2 separate regions of the Mus musculus genome follow, and region 2 is linked to region 1. A link is a loop called in an ENCODE intact Hi-C map of the cell type or tissue named here. Cell type or tissue: heart. All regions are shown on one strand. Each heading gives the region's core, and the rest is flanking DNA. Links, peaks and the distances in the headings are about the cores only. Region 1 holds the start of Ccdc74a (coiled-coil domain containing 74A). Region 2 has its middle 4.6 kb from the start of Med15.

Evidence for each region. A loop is a pair of places that touch in the nucleus more often than their neighbours do. Peaks named below come from ENCODE experiments on the same cell type or tissue, not always from the same donor. Only the 100,000 strongest peaks of a DNase experiment are listed, where the experiment ranks them.
Region 2: it touches region 1 in a loop (9-fold over the local background); 9 of 42 quality-filtered maps call a loop at or near these places.

The regions. Positions count from the first base shown.
Region 1 is chr16:17,643,760-17,649,133 of GRCm38, reverse strand. It overlaps Smpd4 (sphingomyelin phosphodiesterase 4), which reads right to left. Exons shown (of 19, transcript NM_001164610.1): 19 at 4,304-5,374. Ccdc74a (coiled-coil domain containing 74A) reads right to left here and starts at 2,664. Exons shown (of 8, transcript NM_001166164.1): 1 at 2,351-2,664; 2 at 1,482-1,526; 3 at 1,008-1,067; 4 at 174-339. The coding sequence starts at 2,609. In heart, for the core only: no CTCF peak of the experiment used is centred there; DNase peaks (open chromatin) are centred at 1,753 and 2,633; H3K4me3 peaks cover 1,565 bases; H3K27ac peaks cover 986 bases.
Region 2 is chr16:17,724,836-17,730,209 of GRCm38, reverse strand. It overlaps the pseudogene Gm6048. Among named protein-coding and RNA genes, the nearest start is that of Med15, 4.6 kb to the right of the region's middle. In heart, for the core only: CTCF peaks have their summits at 2,571 and 2,771; a DNase peak (open chromatin) is centred at 2,809; H3K4me3 peaks cover 292 bases.

The DNA of each region.
Region 1 (5,374 bases), core at 375-5,374:
GTAAAGTAGTGCTCAGCATATGGACGGCAGCCTGGCAGCTCCCTGCTCCCTCAACCCCATTTCCATCAAGATGGAAACAAGGTAGCCTGCTGATCCCAGGGTGGAAACCTACTAAGGGTAAGCTTGGGGCCCTTGGGGTGCGGGCCTGGTCCTCAGGTGCAAGCAGGCCTTACTTGGCCTGTCCCTGAGCCCCAGGGACTCTGTCCAGCTTGCTGCTGTGGGACAGGGCAGCACTGCTGAGTGACTGCTCTTCCAGGTCTGTCTTTTGGAGGGCTTCAGACTTCAGCTCTTGTTTCTTGAAGGAGCTGGGCTGGGGCCTGGTCTTGCCTTGAGAGTTGGCTGCAGGGCACACCAACAGGGCTATCACTAAAGGCCTTGGGAGCCAAAGGCCCATTCTCTAGGATCAACCAGTGTACCCAGGAAGCCCTGACCATGTATCAGTTCCCTCTGCTGTACTGAACACTCTGAGGAGGGCTGCAGAGAACAAAGCGTAGAGTGAAGCCTGTGGTGGTACCTGCTGCTTGTGTCAGAAAAGCCCCAGTGGGGGCTGCTGCCTTCCATCTGGGGTAGAACAAACTGTAGGTCCTGGCATCTGGGCTGCTGGTCAGCTGGGGCTGCTGCTAGTGAAGTTGTGTAGCCTCCCAGAGGAAGTGAGTGGGAGAAGAGGCTCTGTTTATTTTGTCCCTGAGATGTCATGGGGGGGGGGCTTGGTGGAGCACATACCCACCTCCCAGGAGAAAATAGGGGCTTGGAAAGTACTTGAGTTCCTTTGTTAACGGCTTGGCTACTCACTCACTACCCTACCTGGGTGGGCCTGCTACATCATCTGGCTACACTGACAGCCAGGCCTTGTCTTGCTTGTAGCGCGTCCCCTCAAGGACTCCTGGCCCAGTCTCCTTCTTGGTTGTTTCTGTACATAGGATATCAGGGCCACCCCCTTTGCGAAAGAGGGTTTTCAACTCTAGGCAACACCTCCCGCTGACTGCCCAGCCTGGGCCCTGGCTCACCGGACATCGTGGAATTGGAGGCGGACTTGCCAGAGTGAAGGCTCCATGTGGAGATGCTGCCTGTGGGAAGATGCAGGGCTCAGCCTGAGAACCCACTCCTGCCTGTTACCTGGCCCTCCATGTTCGAGCAGGGCTGTTTTCCATACAGGGAGTGTGGTAAGAAACCCCTCACTCAAGTGTAAGGAACCAGCGGTACAGGGCTGGGGAACCAGAGGCAGGCACCACAGCAACCATCAACCTACCAGGGGATGGGGCTGCCCAGGAGCTGTGCTCAGCAGAGGGAGGGAGGGTATGCAGCCACCTCATTGTCCCTACTGCACACACGTCATGCCTTTGGTGTTGAGAGCAAACAAGCAAGCTGTGGCTGGGGAAAGGGCCACCTGTCCAAGTGCCCAGAACTGGTCTCCTCTGGGTTAGCATGCAGGGCTCCCTGCTGCCAGATAGGCTTGAGTGATAACTCCCTGCAAGTCCTACCTTTTTTCTGAGGCTTCTCATTCATGATTAGCTTGTAGTGGAGATCTGAAAGCAAACAAATACTCCTTATCACACTTAAAATCTACAGCCACTGGGAGCACAAATGTGGCCTGCTCTTTGGGTCCCACCAGCTTTTTCCACCAACCCTTTACCTCAGGCATCTCAGACCAGAAATGCCTCTAGCTGATCCCTGTCATCCCCAACACCTGCAAGGTGCCCATCCACTAGGCCAGGCAGGGGCAGGGCTGCAGGGCTGCTGAAGTGAGACAGGATGGCTGGCTAGCCTTCCAGGAGCCCCTGGCAATGGTAAGGTAAGTGGGGTGTGGCATGGGGCTGGTCAGTCAGACATGGGGTGAGTCTCAAGCAGAGCCCTAATGTAATAAGATGCCCAGGTAAAGACAACACCAGAAAGAGGGAGAAACCCGAGGCACAGGGCATGGAGTGGGGGGAAGCAGAGGAACCCTAGCTGAGCTGTAGACAGTGAAAAGCAGTTATGTCACAGGGTGGCCTGAAGTTCTGAGTAGGCCAAGCCTTGGGGGTGGGGGTCGGGGGTGGGGTGGAGCAGCATCCTGGCAATCCCTGCCCAAAATCTGGATGTGCTTAGTTGGTGACCCATTTACTGGAATTTGCTGTGTGCTGTTTAACTTCGGCAACAGTTTTAAATAATGAGCCGGACTACACCCTGCCCTGCACAGAGTGCACAGGAGGGTCAGCGTTCATTTGGGCTGGTGGGCACAGGAGGACTGAGCCTATCGGCAGGCCCTACCGAAGAGAAGCCTCCCGCATCCTTCCCCGCACCCGGAGACTGTTAAGAGTTGATGGCCGTGACCTTCAGGTTGTAAATGCTGGGCCAGCACCCAGAGGCTCACCCTTATTCTCCCGCTTCAGGTGCTCGATCTCCTCGTGGAGTTTGACTAGCGTCTCCGAGTGCTGCTGCTGTAGGAACTGCAGGCTCTTTTCCAGGTCCAGGATCCGCTTCTGTGCTTCGCTGAACCCGAGCGGAGGCGGCTGCGTCCCCGCGTGCTGCAGGCCGGCGGGAGGGCGCGGGCGTAGGCGGGCCGCGCCCCGGGAGCCTGGGGCCGCGGAGCTGAGGGGCCGAGCCCCGGCCGCCAGCCCGGCCCCGCTCATGAAGGCGTCGCCGCCGCTCAGTACTGGCTGCTGGAGCCTGGCACTCGGTCGCCTTGGGAACCGGCGCGCCGGAGAGGGCGGGGCGCGCCGCGGGGCGGGGCCTGCGGCCGCGTTCCGCAAAAACCAAGGCGCCAGACTCTTGAACTGGTCCGGAACAGTAGTTCTTATGAGTGCTGTGTGCGGTGCGTGTGCCTGTGGAGACCAGCACTCGACGTCCGGTCTCATTCCCCACCTCATAGATTTTGAGAAGAGGTCTGTCTCGTCTTGTGACTAGCTGGGCTGGCCCGTGAACCCCAGGATCTTCCCATTTCCCCGGCTTCCAGCGCTTAAGATCCCGGGTGTGCGCCTTCCCTCCCCACTTCTCATGTGGGTGCTAGGGACCCGAATTTAGACCCGAATTTCTCCTGCTTGGGCAGAAACCACTATACCTTCTGAGCCATCACCCTAGCCCCGCTTGTACTTTTGAACCAGGGTCTCACTCTGTAGTGCAAACTAGCTTGGAATTCATTGTGTAAAACCGGGATTATAGATGTATGCCAAAGCACTGGCTTTTTTGTTTTTGTTTTTCGAGACAGGGTTTCTCTGTATAGCCCTGGCTGTCCTGGAACTCACTTTGTAGACCAGGTTGGCCTCGAACTCAGAAATCCGCCTGCCTCTGCCTCCCCAGTGCTGGGATTAAAGGCGTGCGCCACCACCGCCCGTCGCACTGGCTTTTAAAGTGGGTCTTAGTCTTTCATTTTAATAGCTCACATTTTTGGATACATAGTAATAGTTTCACAAATCTTCCAACACTCACTGAATCTTTGTGTATAAATAGAGCTGTCTGAACCAACACAAGAGAACCGGCCAGCCCACTTCTTTAATTCCAGCAAATGGGAGACAGAGGCAGGTGGATCTTCCAGAGTTCCGAAGTCTGCCATAGTGAGTTCCCGGAACAGTCAGAGCTACACAGTGAGAACCTGTCTTCAAGAAAACAAAAGTCCAGTGCTTGCCTTTACCTAGAGAACCCAGCCAGCAGGATCAAAAACAAGAAAGTCCTGGCTTTCTAGACTTTAGTTTTTTTTTTTTTTTCATTTATGCGTACCCGTATGAGTATATTCTGTGGGTGTGCATGTGTGAGCATTGAGCCCCGGAGCTGGAATTACAGGCAGCCTTGGGTGTCTGCTGGAAACCAAACTCAGGTTTTCTGGAAGAGCAGGAAGCTCTCTTTCTTAACTGCTGGCTCATCTCTTATCCACGTGAAAACTAGGCCACTTACTTTTTATGACATGGTAGATTTGTTTGTTTGAGACATAGTTTAGCTACATAGGCCAGGCTGACTTCAAACTCAGAGATCTGCCTCTGCCTCCTTTCTGAATCCTAAGATTAATGCCTGGTTTGGAAACTTAATTTCTAAGAGAAGGCTATGCAAAAGTCACCTCCCAATGGGTCAGTGTTTGACACTTGTCTACCATGTCCATGTCCCAGAGGTCCATCCTTTGCACAGCAAAAAGCCCGATCTACATAGAGTTCCAGGTCAGCAGAGCTACATAGTGAAATCCTGTCTTCAAAACAAACACACACAAATAATAAAAAGATCATTTCAAACTGATCCTTGAAGCTCATACCTATAATCCTAGCCTAGGATACAAAGTTTCATTACAGACTACACAGTGAGATCTTATCCTAAAAATAAACCAAAACAGGGAGATGGCTTAGTTGAGCATCCTATTTTATTTTTTGTTGCTGCGATAAACACCGTGATCAAAAGAAAAGCAAAGTGGGCATCAGAGGGTTTATTTTAGCTTATAGGTTAGAGTCTATCATGGACAGATGCCATGAAGGAACTCAAGGCAAGGCAGAAGCCTGAAGCAGAAACCAAGAGACTGCTTGGGGCTTTCTCCCCAGCTTACTTTCAGCTACCTTTCTTATACAGCCCAGACCTACCTGCCTAGGGATGGTACCACCCGAAGATAGCTACATCAATCAAGAAAAGGTCCCTTTCCCAGGTGAATCAAGTTGACAACTGAACGCTGACAACTGGTGACACCTGCTTTGAGGCCTAACCTAGTTCCATTCCTCAAACCTCTGACCTATGTCCATACATGGCACGCATGCATGCACTGCATCCCCCACACTCCAATAAGTCAGTCTAAAACATTAAACTCTGGGGGCACTTGAAGGAGTAAGACATGACCTGTGTGTGTGTGTGTGTGTAACTGTCAAGAGAAAAAAAATTTAAAAAAATATTCATCTCATAAATAAATACAGGCTAGGTAAAGAGTTGGCACAAGCCTTTGATTCCAACACTTGGTAAGTGTACGTGTATCTCTGAGTTCAAGGCCAGCCTGGGCTACACAAGAGTAACTATCTCTATCCCCCACACAAAAGATAAATATTGATAGGGTTGTTGGTAAGGGCTAGTCATTCAGCTCTGACCAGGGGAATTGGAAACAGTGGGACACTCAAAAGGCAACTTCCCTTCCCACCACAAGGAGGTTGTACTCCTGGGAAGATGCTGGCCTGGAGCTGGCTAGTATAGGTCAGCCCCATCTGCCCATGACTCTAAGATTCTGGAGGCTGAAGAGATGGCTCAGTAGTTGATTAAGAGCACTACAGAAGCCTGGAGTTTGGTCTCCAGCACCCACCCACTCCCTCTTCTTGGCCTCCTTAAATGCATACATATGATGAACAGACACAAGCAACATTCACTCACATAAAATAAAAATGACACTGTTTAACAAAAAGGAAGTTTCTGGAAGCCAATGTGGTATTTGTTCTGGATG
Region 2 (5,374 bases), core at 138-5,137, 81 kb before region 1:
TCATGGCTCACAACCATCTATAAAGGCATCTGATGCCCTCTTCTGGTTTGTAGGTGTACATGCAGACAGAGCATGTATACATTAAAAAAAAAATTACTTGTGCTCTTCCAGAGGACCCTGGTTTGATTCCCAGCACCCACATGATGGCAAACAATCACCTGTAACTCTAGTTCTAGAAGACCTAACACTCTTTTCTATCATCTGCAGGTGTGTGTAGATATACACAGACTAAATATTCATACAAACAAACAAACAAACACCATTAAAAAAATACCAGGATACTAAAGAGATGGCTCAAAAAGTTAAGCATACATGTTAGTCACTCTTGCAGAGGTCCAGGGTCAGTTCACAACATCCACATGGTGGTTCACACACATAACCCTATACTCAGGGGTCCTACACCCTCTTTTGACTTTCTTGGGCATCAGGCATCGAGGCCACATAGGGGCTAGGATTGGAGTTACAGATGGTTGTGAGCTGCCTTGTTGGTACTGGGAATCAAACCTGGGTCCACTGGAAGGGTATACAGTGCTCTTAACGGCTGCGTGATCCCTACAGGTCCAGAACAGATATATAAATGAACTTTGTATTTGTTAAGACAATTTCCTAAGTAGTCAACTGGTAGACAATAGAAACTAAACACACACACACACACTCAAAGAAAGAAAAAAAAAGAAACTAAACACATACTCTGCTTTCAAAACAAAACATAAAGTCTTAAGTCAATTTCCTTTTGTAAATATTACTAAGAGCAGAGTACTGTTTTTGTTTGTTTATTTTGTTGTTGTTTTCCTGAACATTGTTCTTGTTTTGTTTTGTTTTGTTTTGTTTTGTTTTGTTTTGTTTTGTTGAGAAAGGGTTTCTCTGAGTAGCCCTGGCTGTCCTGGAACTCACTTTGTAGACCAGGCTGGCCTTGAACTCAGAAATCAGCCTGCCTCTGCCTCCCAAGTGCTGGGATTAAATTCGTGTGCCACCACTGCCAACCGGAACATTGTTCTTAAGAAGGTACTGCATATGGCATGCACAGGTCTAACCCAGATGGGGGCTCCTTGAATGAGAGGATGTAGACATATGTCCCATCCCTAACCAAGCAGCTATCTCTAGCTGACAACTGCTGCCAAAGGAAAAACATCTTTTTCAACAGTCTTGCTGGGCACACTAACCATACTTAAGGGCAGGACCTATGCCCAGCAGGAGACGTCCACCACAAAATGAGATTCTTTGTCTTGTAACTTTTCTTTTTAACTCTACAGGGATTTTGCTCATACAGTATGCTTTTACATTTACCTTCTTTTTTTTCTTGAGCTTTTTCTTTGACTAATTTTATCTGGTTTTTTTGTTTGGTTGTTTGTTTCGTTTTGTTTTGTTTGTTTGTTTGTCTCTTTGTTTTCAAAGGGAACAAAAATAGAAAGAGAAGGAAAGAGAGAGAGAGAGAGAGAGAGAGAGAGAGAGAGAGAGAAGATGCATTGGGTGGAGAGGATCTGGGAGGAGATGGGGGAGGAAAACCAGATTAGAATATATTGTGCTTAAAAATCGATTTTTCACTGGGCGTGGTGGTGCATGCCTTTAATCCCAGCACTTGGGAGGCAGAGGCAGGCGGATTTCTGAGTTCGAGGCCAACCTGGTCTACAGAGTGAGTTCCAGGACAGCCAGGGCTACACAGAGAAACCCTGTCTCGAGAAAGAAAGAAAGAAAGAAAGAAAGAAAGAAAGAAAGAAAGAAAGAAAGAAAGAAAGAAAGAAAGAAAGAAAGGAAAAAAGAAAGAAAGAAAGAAAGAAAGAAAGAAAGAAAGAAAGAAAGGAAAAAGAAGAAGAAACAAAAAAAATAGATTTTTAATTTTAAAAAGTAAAAAAAAAAAAAAAAAAAAAGGCTCAAAAAGGCCCTGTTGCTTTGAACACAGGAATAGCTACTGGTTTACATCAGTATCTTCATATCTTATCTTCACATCAATATTTCCTTGAACTGATGAATCCTATTTCATTAATTTACAAAACAGATTTTATGTTTGGGTGTGAGTTTCTGATTCTCTCCTTATTCTTGGTCTAAATCCATGATCAAGGTAGACAGAATTCTTCAAGTATGTTCAGATGATTCAATAGTAACAATTAAGCAGCATATTTAACTGAGGCAGGATAGGAAGATAGAGTCTGTTTGAAGCCTTTGCCAGTTGAAAAACAATTAGTTCCAGCACAGTTAGCAAGGACTTGGGGCCCTGCTCTCTCCTGTTGTGAACCTGCGGTTGTATAGGACTCTCACCAGAGACTCCATTTATCGGGAAAGGACATGTGCTGAACTTCTTGGCAGACACAACTGCCTGCTTTACTCTAGCAGAGAACAACTTCATACACCTCAGCTCCTGAGCCACCCTATAAATCCCATCTAACAAAAGAAAGAGAAAAGAAGGGGCTGGAGAGATGGCTCAGCGGTTAAAAGCACTGACTACTCTTCTAGATATCCTGAGTTCACTTCGCAGCAACCACATTGCAGCTCAAAACCATCTGTAATGTGATCCAATGCCCTCTTCTGGTGTGTCTGAAAACAGCTACAGTGTACTCATATAAATAATAATAAATCTTTTAAAAGAGAGAGAGAAAAAAGGAATAATACAGTATTCCTTGCAGTCTTTTAAGATGTAACTTCAGAGACATTAAAACGCTAAAATTTGTCTTAGATTTATCTTGGTTTCCCACCTACTTTGATGAAAATATCCTGACAAAAGCAATCTGAGGGAGGAGTTTGTGTTGGCTCACAGATGTTATAGTTGGCCATGTGAGGGAGCTGTGGTGAAGGACTGTGAGGTAGCTCCTCCCACTTCATCTGCAGTCAGGAAACAGAAAGCGATAAATGCACTAAGCCCAAGATTATAGCTCACAGAATTGTGCTACCCACAGTTAAGGTGGGCCTTCCCACCTCAACTCAACTGGCTTGATAGTCTCTCACAGGCACGCTAGAAGCTAGCCTAATCAACATGATTTCCTAAGAGCTGTGCCTGGAAGTGCCTCTCCTGGGTAATTCTTGATCCTGTCAAGATGACAGTCAAAATTCACCCTCACAATGCTCACTGCTAAGGCAATTCATTCTGACTCTTTCTTGAAAAGCCTATATCACACTTGGCTATGTCTTATTTTCTGAGATTTTCTCTTTGAGGAGTGCCCACCCGTGCACTGGAGTGTGGCTTACTTTCTTCTGAGTGCCTCTTTTTCTCCTGATTCTTGCACTCAAGAGGGTTTTTAGTCCATTTAGAGGGTAGAGGATGATTGTGCCCCCAGGTGGATAAGTAAACAGCACCATCTACGGTGAAGTAGACACTGATAAGTTACTCACTGCTGGGAACAGAAGAGTCCATTCTATAAATGCATCCCGGTGAAAGGAGACTGCAGGGGCACGTGGGAATATTAAAGTCACATTATACAAACCAACAAAAGGGTACACTTGAACTCTATAAAGGGGTGGACTTGTAGCACCATGACAGCATCCCAGGGCTACACACGGATTCGTCTCACTGGTAACCCATGTGTGCACCGGGGCAGGGTACTCCTGCTTGTTCCTGGAGCTTCTATTCAGTCTGTCCCCTTCTGTTGGTGTTGCTCCTCATACCACCTGCTTGATATGTGAAGCATATCAAGGTTGGTTTGTGAACTTATTCTCTGTTTGTTTTTTGTCTAGACTGGACTCTGTCTTCCAGCTCTCCATCCCCTGCTGTATGTGTAGCCCAGAAATCTTCGCTCCTCAACCCTGACACTCCTTAGACCTGGCTTCTTCCATTCTTTGAAGAGGCTGCTCAGAGTCTGGTATCTGATCAGTAAACTCCCTCTCACATTTCTTTAGCCCATGCCTGAAACATCCTGAACTCTGTTGTAGCTGAACTTATATTCATCTGCAACCACATACATATGTGTATGTATTTTATTGGGTACTGTGTGAAATGAGTACATTTTGGCCATTATGATTGGAACAAAAGAAGCTGCACTATGTGTGACTAGATGACCAGAGTAGGCAAAGTGTTGCCATTGAAACCACTGTACCTTTTGAACGTTTTATTATTATTATTAATTATTATTTTGTTTGTTTTGTTTTTTGAGATGGGACTTCTCTGTGTCACAGTCCTGGCTGCCCTGGAACTCACTTTGTAGACCAGGCTGGTCTCAAACTCACAGAGACCAGATTTTCTCTGCCTCCCAAGTGCTGAGATTAAAGGTGTGCACCACCAAGGTTGGTTTGTGAACTTATTCTTTGTTTGTTTTTTGTTTTATTGGCAACTTAGAGTGTAAAGTATTTTATTTTTAACCTTCTAAAGTTTGAAAACAATGTAGCCCAGTTTAGGTGAGTTACCAAGCTAAATGTGTTTGCCTGGAGCTTAGTTCTGCCTGACAAGGAATTCCTAATACCCTAGGTGGGTGCCTGTGTAGCTACAAGTGGCAAACAGCCTGGACTCTACTGGGAATGGTCCTTTCCCCATCCCTTTGGTAGGAGCTTAACAAACATTAGGCGTTTTTCTTGTCTTATACGGCTAATGTGGGTCTGAATGTCGCCTGGGAGGCATGCACCACGAACAAGAAGTCGTCTTCATTCTTCTCATATGCCTTGGAGATAGTCTTACACATACTCACCACGCTGTGCCAGGTCACCACGAGGAAGAAGGCTTGACTATCGTTGAGCTGTTACCGCCTTCTCTTTCTGGTCATGAGCTTACCCATGTTGACGTGGTTGGGTTGATTTTGTCATGGACCGGCAGCTGCCTTTTCTGTTTATAATGCACTATTGAAATCTTTATGGGTGCAAGACATCTTCCACTCTCTGTGTGAAGCTTCCACGCTGTGTGAAGGTCTCTGACTACATGGCTTGGGGAATCTAAGATTTGGATAAAGGGGGCTGGAGAGATGGCACAGCAGTTAAGAACACCTACTTTTCTTCCAAAAGTCCTGAGTTCAAATCTCAGCAACTGCATGGTGGCTCACAACCATCCATAGTGAGATCTGAGATGCCCTCTTCTGGTATGTCTGAAGACAGCTATAGTGTACTTATTTATAATAATAAATAAATCTTTGGGCCGGAGTGAGCAGGGCCCACCGGAGCAAACAGAGGTTCTAAATTCAATTCCCAGCAACCACATGAAGGCTCACATCCATCTGTACAGATACAGTGTACTCATATACATAATAAATAAATAAATAAATAAATAAATAATCTTTAAAGGAAAGAAAGAAAGGAAGGCAGGAAGAAAGGAAGGAAGAAAAAAAGGAAGGAAGAAAAAGAAAGGAAGGAAGAAAGGCATGTACCACCATGCCTGGCTTTCCTATTCTTAAAAAAAAAAAAAAAAAGATTTAGATAAAGAACCTGAATTAGCTTTCTCCAGCTGTACTGCCAAATTTTG